2 separate regions of the Homo sapiens genome follow, and region 2 is linked to region 1. A link is a loop called in an ENCODE intact Hi-C map of the cell type or tissue named here. Cell type or tissue: heart right ventricle. All regions are shown on one strand. Links, peaks and the distances in the headings refer to the core of each region. The heading gives the core; the rest is flanking DNA. Region 1 overlaps HEG1 (heart development protein with EGF like domains 1). Region 2 overlaps ITGB5 (integrin subunit beta 5).

The links. Hi-C counts contacts between places; a loop is a spot of excess contacts. Peaks named below come from ENCODE experiments on the same cell type or tissue, not always from the same donor. Only the 100,000 strongest peaks of a DNase experiment are listed, where the experiment ranks them.
Region 2: it touches region 1 in a loop (2.8-fold over the local background); 8 of 110 quality-filtered maps call a loop at or near these places.

The regions. Positions count from the first base shown.
Region 1 is chr3:125,040,419-125,045,789 of GRCh38, forward strand. All of the region lies in intron 1 of HEG1 (heart development protein with EGF like domains 1), which reads right to left. Among named protein-coding and RNA genes, the nearest start is that of HEG1, 13 kb to the right of the region's middle. RefSeq lists an enhancer at 3,455-3,968. In heart right ventricle, for the core only: no CTCF peak of the experiment used is centred there; DNase peaks (open chromatin) are centred at 2,473, 2,845 and 3,512; H3K4me3 peaks cover 2,248 bases; H3K27ac peaks cover 5,000 bases.
Region 2 is chr3:124,777,451-124,782,821 of GRCh38, forward strand. The region is part of intron 10 of ITGB5 (integrin subunit beta 5); the gene reads right to left. Among named protein-coding and RNA genes, the nearest start is that of MIR544B, 48 kb to the left of the region's middle. RefSeq lists enhancers at 1-369, 3,647-3,706. In heart right ventricle, for the core only: no CTCF peak of the experiment used is centred there; DNase peaks (open chromatin) are centred at 3,111 and 3,681; H3K4me3 peaks cover 1,341 bases; H3K27ac peaks cover 5,000 bases.

The sequences.
Region 1 (5,371 bases), core at 244-5,243:
TTTCTAGGGTGTCGCCTGGTAGAAGAAAGATGAAGGTCATATTGCTCAAAAGGGAGCGGTTCCAGAACAGTAAGACACTGATGCTCAGCTGTGGAATTGCCCGTTCCTGCCTCCCCGGTAGAGCATTCCTGGGATCCTCAATTTGGGGACTGGTGGACCACAATCAAATGAAAATATAACATTGTCTTAGATACCAGCAATGGATCCTTATACCTATGAGAGTGGGTTTCTTTGTCATTTTAAAACATTTTCCTAAAATTTAATTGTTCACACAGGGAGGGGAGAAAACAGGCTTTTTTTTTTTTAAAGGACTTTTAGCACCCTCCTTTAAAATTCCCCTTTGAGTATGATGGATGGCCACAGACTGAAGAGGGGCAGACTACTGTTCACAGGTCCTTTCCAGGAGAATGAATCTGTGCTTCTCTTCCCACAGATCAAATTAAGAAAAAAATTCCCATGCATTTTACAATCGACAAAGCACTTTTCACAGGATAATTTCATGGCCTAAATTATCCCTTTAGATTCTGACCCTCTGAGTGGCAGGCAGGAGGGTAATTCTTGCCCTATTTTACAGAAGTGGAGACTGAGGCTCAGTACATAAGTCACCTGCCCAGGTTAACCCAGAAAATAGGTGGCAGAGCAGAGACTAGAGCCCAGCTCCTTCATTCCAGTGTCTTTCCTAACTGACCACTTTCAAATGAAAACCAGTGAAGATTGAGCAGAGAGAAGCTCTTGCTAAACTGATTTCCGGCGTGTGGCAAGCTCTACTGACTAGCATCCATACTGCTTTACATCCTTCATTCTGGCCAAAGTTACCTGGATTGTCTCTGGTGCCCCCATCCCTCTCCAAAGGTGACCACTACCCTTAGGGACCATAGCAACCAAATAACCTGACCTTCACAGGACTGAGGTCCAAGAGGTATAGTAACAGTTTCAAATCTGCAATACACCAATGAGTAGCATTTATAAATTCAAAAAATATTTACTTTCATACCCATTAGGAAGGCTATTATCAAAAAGGAAGAATGGAAAAGAAATGCTGGCGAGGATATGGAGAACTCAGAACACTCCCGCAGTGCTGGTGGGAATGTAAGATGGTGCAGCCACTGTGGAAAACAGTATGGCGGTTCCTCAAAACCTTAAGAGTTATGAGTTGATCCAGCAATCCCACTTCTGGGTCTATATGCAAAAGAATTGAAAGCAGGAACTCAAACAGACACTTATGCACCCATTTTCATAGCAGGATTATTCACAACAGCTAAAAGATGAAAGCAACCCAGCTGTCTATCAGTAGATGAAAGGATAAACAAAATGTGGTATATACGTACAATGGGATATTATTCAGCCTTCAAAATGAGGGAAATTCTAACACATGCTACAACATGGGTAAACCCTAAAAACATGATGGTAAGTGAAATAAGCCAGCCACAAAAGGACAAATATTACATGATTCCACTTTCATGAGGTATCAAGAATAGGCAAAATCACAGAGACAGAAAGCGGAATAAAGGTTTATCAGGGGCTGGAAGCAGGGAGGAACAAGAAGTTATTATTTAATGAGTTTCTATTTGGGATGATGAAAAATTTCAGTAAACAGATGGTGACGATGATTGCAACAACATTGTGATTGTACTCAATGCCACTGAACTGTATACTTAAAAATGGTTAAAATGGTAAATTTTATGTTGTGCATATTTTACTACAATAAGAAATGTATGTATTTACTAGGCCAAACGCAGTGGCTCATGCCTGTAATCCCAGCAATTTGGGAGGCCGAGGCGGGTGGATCACTTGAGGTTAGGAGTTCGAGACCAGCCTGGCCAACATGGCAAAACCCTGTCTGTATTAAAACTACAAAAATTAGCCAGGCATGGTGGCACATGTCTGTAATCTCAGCTACTCAGGAGGCTGAGGTACAAGAATCACTTGAACCTGGGAGGCGGAGGTTTCAGTGAGCCGAGATCATGCCACTGCACTCCAGCCTGGGTGACAGAGCAAGACTCTTGTCTCAAAAAAAATAAAAAAATAAAAAAGTATGTATTTACTGAGCACCAACCATAAGCAAGACACTGTGAGGGTTACACGGATGAATCAGGTATAGAATCTACCTCAAGGAGTTCCAGGAGAGCTGGACCATGTTAATAAGTCCCTATGATGCTTCTGGGGTGTGAGAACGGGCCCCCCAGGGGTAGACACTGAGACTGTGCCTGGGAGTTTGGAAGGGGCAAGGTTAGGATTAGAAACTCATCCTCCCTTCCACGGCTGCCAGTCCCAGTCCCCTTCAGACAGCAGGGGCCCTTCCCCTGCAGGCCCTCTTTGCCTCATACCTTCCACCAAGGGTCCTCCGGATGAGGGGGATTTCAGGCCGGTGGCCAGCAGCGGGATATTCTGGGACATGCAAGAACCTTGGGGGCCTGTGGGAAGGTGGCTGCAGCCTCCCCAGAAAAGCAGCCGCCCACTCAGCGAGGCCACTCTGGGCTGTGTTTTGAAATGCTGCTGCGGATGTAATGATTTTGGGTGGAGGACGTTTAGAAGCCAAATGAGTTTGTGTGAACAAAAGACTCAGCCCTCGATCTGGACTGTCCAGGGCTCTCAGGGAGTTTCGTTTCCTTCCTTGTTCTTGCTCTGAAAGAAGCAGCCCTAAGAAAAATCAAGCATGTTGGAAAGTGCTAGACATGAGATTTGACGATCAGATTTTTAAAACGCTTCCCCTGCAAGCGCTCTAGCGATGAAGAAAGTAAAATCTACCTCCCCTCCCTGTGAGGGGTCGGCTCTTGTTCAGCTGAGCATTCTCTCCGGGTGACAGACGTCTGCTGGACTGAACCCAGACCCAGGGGAGGCCTGGCCTGGAGCTCCCAAGTCAGGGTCAGCCTTCCAGAAATAGAACTGGCTCTGAGGTGGCCTCGGGCATGAAGGAGGGATACAGCCTATCCCAGCAGGAGTGAAAGATGAAGGACCTTGGAGTGACCTCAAGCTCTTTGCTTTAAAAGGAATTCTATAGGTTTTTTTTTTTCCAAGGCCTTGAGGAAAAGTCCTAGGGTCAAAGGTCAGAAGATTCCCAGTTGGTTAAATAAGTGAACAAAAAGGCTTTCTGCAGGGAGGAAAGGGGGTCTACCTTGTTTCTAGGGGCACCTTCCTTGCTGCCTCCATTTTCTTTGCCCCTCTCATCCTTTGACAAATAAACATCCAACACAGTGGCTGAAGAGGAGGCTCTTTGGTAAAGGGGGAGTTTCTAGAAAGAAGTTGAAGCTGGTAGCTCCCAGTCCCCTCTGGACGCGAAGGCCAAGGGTGCCAGCGGGGTGGTGCGGGCCTTCCGGGTCTCCTGTGTTGTCACCGTCACATTTGATCACACCCAGAGAGGAAGCTGGGTGGCAGGGCTCCACCAAAGGAGACCTGCCAGGTTAGCGAAACAATAAAAAGGCGAGGAAAAACATCCTGGTTCCGAGGAGGAAGAGGGGGGAGAGGCGGGTGCAGGAGGGGCGGGAGGAAACGGGCCTGCTCCCAGGGGTGTGCACACTGGGCAGCCCGGCCTGGGCCCGGGCCCCGGTGTCCACACAGCTGGCGGCTGACTTTCAGAAGCTCTGCAGTTAATTTACTCGACAGACCTCTGTGAAGTGGCCCAGGACTCTGAGGAAATCATAGAAACATCATTTGTCTGGAGCGTTGACGACTGCTAGAAAATGGAGCCGTGGAGTGATGTTTCAGCACCAAGGGCTCTGAGGCCTGTGCTGGCTGATGGGAGGGAGCTCCAGGGCCTCCGAGGGGAGAAGCTAAAATCTAGTTAAGGGAGAAATGTAAAGTCTGCTAATGCGTTTTGTAAATCAAGATTAGGAAACCTGACATTCTATTCAAATATAACCAGTATTTCAAAAAATCAGTTGTATGCCATAGCCATTTAAGAAAGATAAAACAGAGAAAGAGGAAGCAAGGACGGGGGCTGAAAAGAGAAATAAGACAAAAAGAAATAAAGTTAAGGAATTTTTTCAAAAGACATACCAGAGCAGGACAATAGTAATGATTATTATTGTTATATTGCAGCCAAAACGTAGGTAGCATCCACTCCATGCCAGCCACTGTGCTAAGCATTTCACATAGACTGTCTCAATCCATCCTCACGACAGCCTTATGAGGTCCTCCCGTTATTATCCCTACTTTTCTGATAAGGAAACTGAGGTGTAGTGAGATTAAGTAATTTGTCCAAGGTTACACAGCAAATAGTAAAACTGGATCCAAACCCAGGTCCGTCTGACTGCAATGAAAATCCAGTTTAAAAAAAATACAGAAATAGAGAAAGAATGAAATAAGAAAGGGCAAAACTAAGACTGAGCGCTCCAGAGAAAGGGTAACATGTACTGAAAGCAAAAGCCAGAAAGGACAGAGCTAGGCTTCCTCCTTGTGGGCTTCGGGGATGTCTCACTAAGGACACTGGGATCCAAACTGCAATTTCCTGACACAAACAGGGATATGACATCTTGATGTCCTATGTAACTCACTGTCCAAATGGAATTCAGCGCTCTGATACGATTTAGAAGAAAGGGAGGAAGCAAGGATGGGAGGAAGGGAGAGAGAGGAGTCCATGCTGATTTCATGTAAGTAAGAAAAGGTGGCAAGAGACGAAGATGATGGTTTGAGTGCATTATTGGGAGATTAGTGGGACCATTAGCAAGCAAAGGGAGGTCAGGTCTTAGAGGAGGAAGAGATGATGTGTTTGCATTTATAACTGTTACCTGTTGGTTTAAAGTGAAGCTCACTAAACCTGTGCGAATGCTGGCAGATGGCTGAAGGCACAGAACTGGACTGTAGTTGGAAGCACCCACTCGGAGAAAACAGGGAACTGCCTTTGTCCCACAGTTCTCTCTACCTAGACTGTCCTACTTCCTTCCCCTCGGCCTCCTGGCAAAATCAGCTCAGAGATCACCCCTTCCAAGAAGTATTCCCCAGAGACAACTCTCTCCCTCTGGACTATTTTATCTTGTTACACAATTCTAGCTTATTCTCTCGCAATCCTAGGTCTCTTATGAGAGACTGTGGCTCATAGCAGGTGCTCCATAAATGTTCACTGAACCGAGGGGGAGGCAGAAGGTCAAGGGTAGAGCTGTGAAGGACATCCCACCTGGTGGGAGGCAGAAGAGATGGGAAAGCGTTAGCCATGGCAATCACAGACAGATGACAGGACAGAGACGAACAACTGAAAAGGCTATTGAGATTTCTCAGCAATGTTCTCCCTTTCTCCAACTCCTCTCCAATTTTCCACTCATCCTTCCATGTCTACCTCTTCCTGATGCCTGACTCTCTTAGAGACATAACGCCTGATGTGTTCCCGGGAAGCATTCATGACCAACACGTACACAGCACATGCATGTTTACAAAG
Region 2 (5,371 bases), core at 172-5,171, 260 kb before region 1:
TTGATGAAATCACTGAAGCCACCAGAATGCTTGTCCTTTGTGACTCTGATAATAGTCCCAGTTGAGTTTACCTTGGGTAGTTCCCTGCCTTTCAGAGACAGCCTAAAGCAGTGACAGCAGACGCTGCACATCTCCTTCTCCACACTTGTGGCAGGCATCGCTGTCTCCTCATAGGAGTCTTCTCCAAGGGGCCTGGGCTTGCCCTCAGAATCCTCAATGCAGTCCTCCAAGTAGGTTCTACCAAGTGGTGGGAGCTGGCACACAAGTCACAACTACTGGGCCACCTTGGTTGAAACCAAGACTTCCAAGACTCCTTCAGAAAGCGTGACCCACACAGACAGTCAAAAGCTACATAGGCCTGGTCACATTTTATCCCAATCCAAATGTCTCAGCTCCTGCAGTTGAGCCTCAACCTGCCTTTCCCTCAGCCTGCGTGCTCAGAGATTGCCTGCATCTTCTGGTCAGCCCCAGACCCTCCTACTGCCCTAGGAGGAACACATGTCATCAAAAGGACCAGCGTCATTTGGCCCTGTCCCAAGGATCAATAACCTATCAATCACCATCATGGGGATTGGGAACAACATCCTGGCGGACAGTGCTCAGAGGACCTAAGTCAGGACTCTTCATCAAAACAAAGCTAACATCTAATGCTACCTTGGCAAAGTGAGTTGAATTTAATAGTGCCTGCGGAAAAAATATTTTCATTACACATAGATAGGGATACTGAAGGACATGTGAAATCCCTGTGCAAGCTGTGAACTGCTACACATGCAAGTTGTTATTATTAGTACCTTTGTTACAATGATTGATAGCCAAATGGACAGGAAGTTGTAAATGTGTCTATTTATACAGATTTTCAGCTGTATAGAATTCAACAGCTTTCCATCAGCAAAAGTGCTTGTGTGGGCTATGGGCCAAGACACAGCCTCTTGCCTCCTCTTATAAAATTGAATCCTGGCTATTCAGAGGAAGGGGCAGGCTGGGAGGCAGAAGGGGAGCCAGTGGCCCTGTCAGCCCAGGAAGACGTGAGAGGAAGCCCCAGCATCGACGCTCTGTGGAGGTCAAGGCAGGCAAATCCTAAAGCAGCTACCAGGCTGCACCACAAAGCAGTGAGGACAGAATCCAGCCTGCAGGGTGTAAGGAGGTGGTGACAGTGAGCGTAGGGGACTCCCACAGGTAACCTAGTTGTGTGGGGACAGGCGGAGATGGGGGACAAGGAGGATGGGGGATTTTGCAGATGGGATACATTTGAGCATTCTTCAGATTAAAGAGAACCATTCAGAAGAAAGTCGTGCAGGATGGGGAAATGAAGGAATCAAGGGAATGGCAAACTCTGAAGAGATCACAGTAGAGATGGAGTGGGAGGAAGGAGAGGCTGGGCTGAGGGCGAGGGTGTGGCCATGGGGAGATGCTGAAGCCTTAAGTTCCAACAGCAGAGGAGTTCAGGGAAACAGGGTGACCAGCTGTGTGACAAGCTGAGGGTGTGGGCTGGAGCTCAGTTCAGATCCCTGGGTCACCTTGGGCAGGTCCCTAAACTTCTCTGATGATCCGTTTCCTCCTGTGTTGATGAGGATAATGCCTCCCTTGCAGGAATGCTGTCAGAAACATCAGTGCTCTTCCAAGTGATCTCTGACACATGGGGCATCAGGACACGGGAGCTGGCATTGCCGTGGGTGCCACTGGAGTTGACACTCTAGGAACTCGGAGACCCACGTGTAGTACAGCTTGTCCACAGGGAAAGGCAAGGCACCCAGAACAGCAGAACTCGGGGCAGAGGGCGAGAGTGTGAGGCAGGATCAGGTCTTTGGGGAATGTAGGGGGTAACCAGGAGGTATGTGACAGGAAAAGTGGAGGGATGAGACAATCTCAAAAGAGGGAGCAAAGGGGATGGAAGGCAATGAGCCAAAGGCAGTACTGGGGGGCGAGAAACGTGTGACCTGGGTGTGGGAGGCCTCCCACCACCAGCCTCCCCAACCTCCCCCTACCCTGTGGTCTCAGGCACCAACAGACCCAGGAGAAGGAGCAGGTGGGAAGTTGTGCATAAGGCTGAGGATGAAGAGGAGCCTGTTCACCATGAAACATGGGCAGTGGAGAACAGAGCTGGGCTATGAAGAACCACCTGGAAAAGGGGGCAGTGGAGTGCGGTGGTTAACACAGGGATTCTGGAATCAGGCTGCCCGGGCTGGCCTCCTGAATCTGCTATTTACCAGCAGTGGCTGCCGTTTCACCCCTTTGTATATTTAAATGGGGCCAGTAAAAATGCCTTGCGGGTAGGGTTGTTGTGTGAGTTAGCTCGCTTAACCTCTATAAACCACTTAGAATAGTGTTGGCTCATTAAACATCACTGCCTTATCATGGCGGGGTGTGGGGGGAGCTTGGCACAGGTCTTTTTGGAGGATGTTCAGGGGTACCCTTTTTGTCAGCTTAAATCACAGACTTCCACAGTTAAAGGGCCTCATGAGGTGACCGAGGCCATGCCCAGTCGGAAGCAAGAACAGCCAGGACTGACAACACCCAGAGCCTGAGGGAGCTGCTCGGCCAGTCTGAGCCTTGGCGGGGAGGCTCACACCACAGAGGCCCCCTTCTGCCCTGCGTGGGGAGCTCCCTGAGGCATGCCAGAGCAGGGCACAGTGGCCCTCAGCGAGGCCTCTGAGGCAGGGCACGGGGACCCTCAGGGAGGCCTCTGAGGCAGGGCACAGGGACCATGGGGACCCTCAGCAGGGCCTCTGAGGCAGGGCACGGGGACCCTCAACTCTGGCCCAGGAACAAAGCCACTGCTCCATTCACCCCCAAACGCCACTCTGGGTCTGCAGAGGCCCAAGGCAGCCATGGGTGACCGCAGAGGGCTAGCAGGACCGCAGTGGGGCTGCAGGAAGGAAGGAGCCAGCTTGGGATGGGGCAGAAATGAGGAGGGGTTCTCTTCTTCCCATCCTCACCCAGCTCAGTGTTATAACCAGGCAGACGTCAGGCCCTCAGGGTACAAATCATCTCTCCATAGCTGGCTCAAAAATAGTTTCCACTAGCTCTGGAATGCACTGTGGCTTCCTTGGCTTCCCTCAGCACAGCTCCATCCCCTCCGGGAGTCCATTCTGGCTCACAGAAGGCTGAAGAGGGAGGACTGGGCTCAGCGCCTGAGACAGGAGGGCCGTCCCCTTCTCTCTTCTCACGGCCCTGTCCCCCACCCCCATGCCCACGGTCAGTGTCTCCTGCACATACACTCACCTCCTCTCATCGTCTCATCTCAGTTCTGCCTTAGTGTCCCCCCCCCCGTGTTTCCCCACTTTCCTCACATCCCCCAGGGAACCCTCCCCTCTCCCCGGCAGTGTCCCCTCCTCCTCCCTCTTCCCCTCTCCTCCGAAAAGGTGGCCATGTAAACAGGAAGTGGCTCAAAGACATAGAGGGAGTGTGGCTGGAAGCCTTTACACATGGGAGGTAATTTCCCTATCATCACCCAAAGTCAGATTTCATGTGTGTTCTAGCCAGCTCTGTGTGAGACTCTGGGCCCAGTTTCTGGAACTCTCCATCAACTGTCGTAGGCAGAGCAGGAAGCCAAGTCAGCAGCTGTGTGCTTCAGTTCGCTGGTGTCTGTGTGGCTGAGGGCCGTGTGACACTGCCGAGCCAGGGCAGCCTGGGATGAGATTACAAAGTGCGGAATGCGCAGTGGCTGGGGAGAGCTCGGTGACAGACCTGCTTGGCGCTCACATGCTGGGCCAACCACAGTCCTCTCTGGAGCACCAGAGCCAGACCCGGGATGGGCTCACTGTGGCCAAACACATACATAAGCTTCCAAGGACTGCGGCCTCTGTCTGGGGCTTTGAAGATTTCCTGGGGGGAAATCCCTCCTAAGAAGCGCTATTCCTGGCTCTGCTGACAAGCAGGTTGGGATTACGTAACAGACCCCTTGTCCTCCCATGCCCTCGTGTGTCCCCACCTGACCTGTGCTGCCTGGTGTTCTCAGGGTGTCTCCAAGCCTGGTCCCCACAGCAATATGCCCATCCCACTATTTTCCCTCTCCCCTCCATGTGCTGGTGTTGATTGTAGAAAAAGTAAAGAACAGAGATTTCTGAAACGCACAGGACGTGTTCCCAACTTCCTCACAAGGGATCTCAGCTTGGGTCCAGGCACCTCAGTAGCAACTAAATAAATCTCCAAGGGCAAGAGAGAAGTTGCTCTTGAAAAGTTTTGTTCTCACCATGGGTTTCCTGCGCTTGTAAACAGCATTACCATGCCTGGGGGAGTTATGCATTGGAGAACTTGCCAACTAAGGGCTGTTTCTTTCACAAAGAAAGCACAGCTCTCCCTTGCTTAAAACCACCCCTAGAACTCAGCTTTGGTGGAACGTCTCCCCTGCTCTCCTAGGTCCTATCCCTGTCCCTCCACTGTGCAACTCCTCAGACTTGCTGGGGAAGTCCTCTCTGAGCAGTGCTGCCGTGCAACCTCACCCACCTACCTGCTGGCTGTGGGCAGCGGTCCAGGTTCCTCACCAGTAGGAGAGGAATAGTGCCTTGTCTATCTTATAGGACATGGGATATTCTTAGTCAATGTGCAATAGAGAAATGTATGTTGTACTTCAATGTTTACTGCCTTCTGGGAAGTTGTAATTCCACTGAGATAACAAGCCATTAAAATCTCTTAATAATAGTAAAACTTTATGGAATTCTTACAATAGGCGAGGCATGGTTCTAAGCATTTTACATGGATTATCTCATTCATTAGTCCTCCCAATAATAACCCTATGTTGTGGTACAATTATTACTCTAATTTTTACAGATATAGAAATGAGGCACAGAGAAGCCAAGTAACTGATCCAAAACCACACAGCAGGTAGGTGGCAGGGCTGGAATTTCACCCATATCTGTTTGACCAGAAGCCCATACTCCTTACCACTATGGGAAGAGAGCATTTCAAGGAGGGCATGGCCAACGGAGTCCACTACAGCCGAGAAGTCAAGTACGATGAGGGCTGAGAGCCCATAGATTTATCAAGACAAGGTCACTGGGGACATGGGAAGACTATTTTAGTGGAGTCACAGGACTGAATCCAAATTAGACTGAGTTAAGGACTGAGAGGGAGTCAGTGAAGGAAGGCAGCAAGTGTAGACAACTGTTTTAAGGATGTGGTTGTGGGCTGGGCACGGTGGCTCACGGCTGTAATCCCAGCACTTTGGGAGGCCGAGGCGGGAGAATCACCTGAGGTCAGGAATTTGAGACCAGCCTGACCAACATGGTGAAACCCTGTCTCCACTAAAAATACAAAAATTAGCTGGGTGTGGTGGCACACGCTTGTAATCCCAGCTACTCAGAAGGCTGAGGCAGAAAAATTGCTTGAACCCAGGAGGTGGAGGAGGTTGCAGTGAGCTGAGATTGTGCCA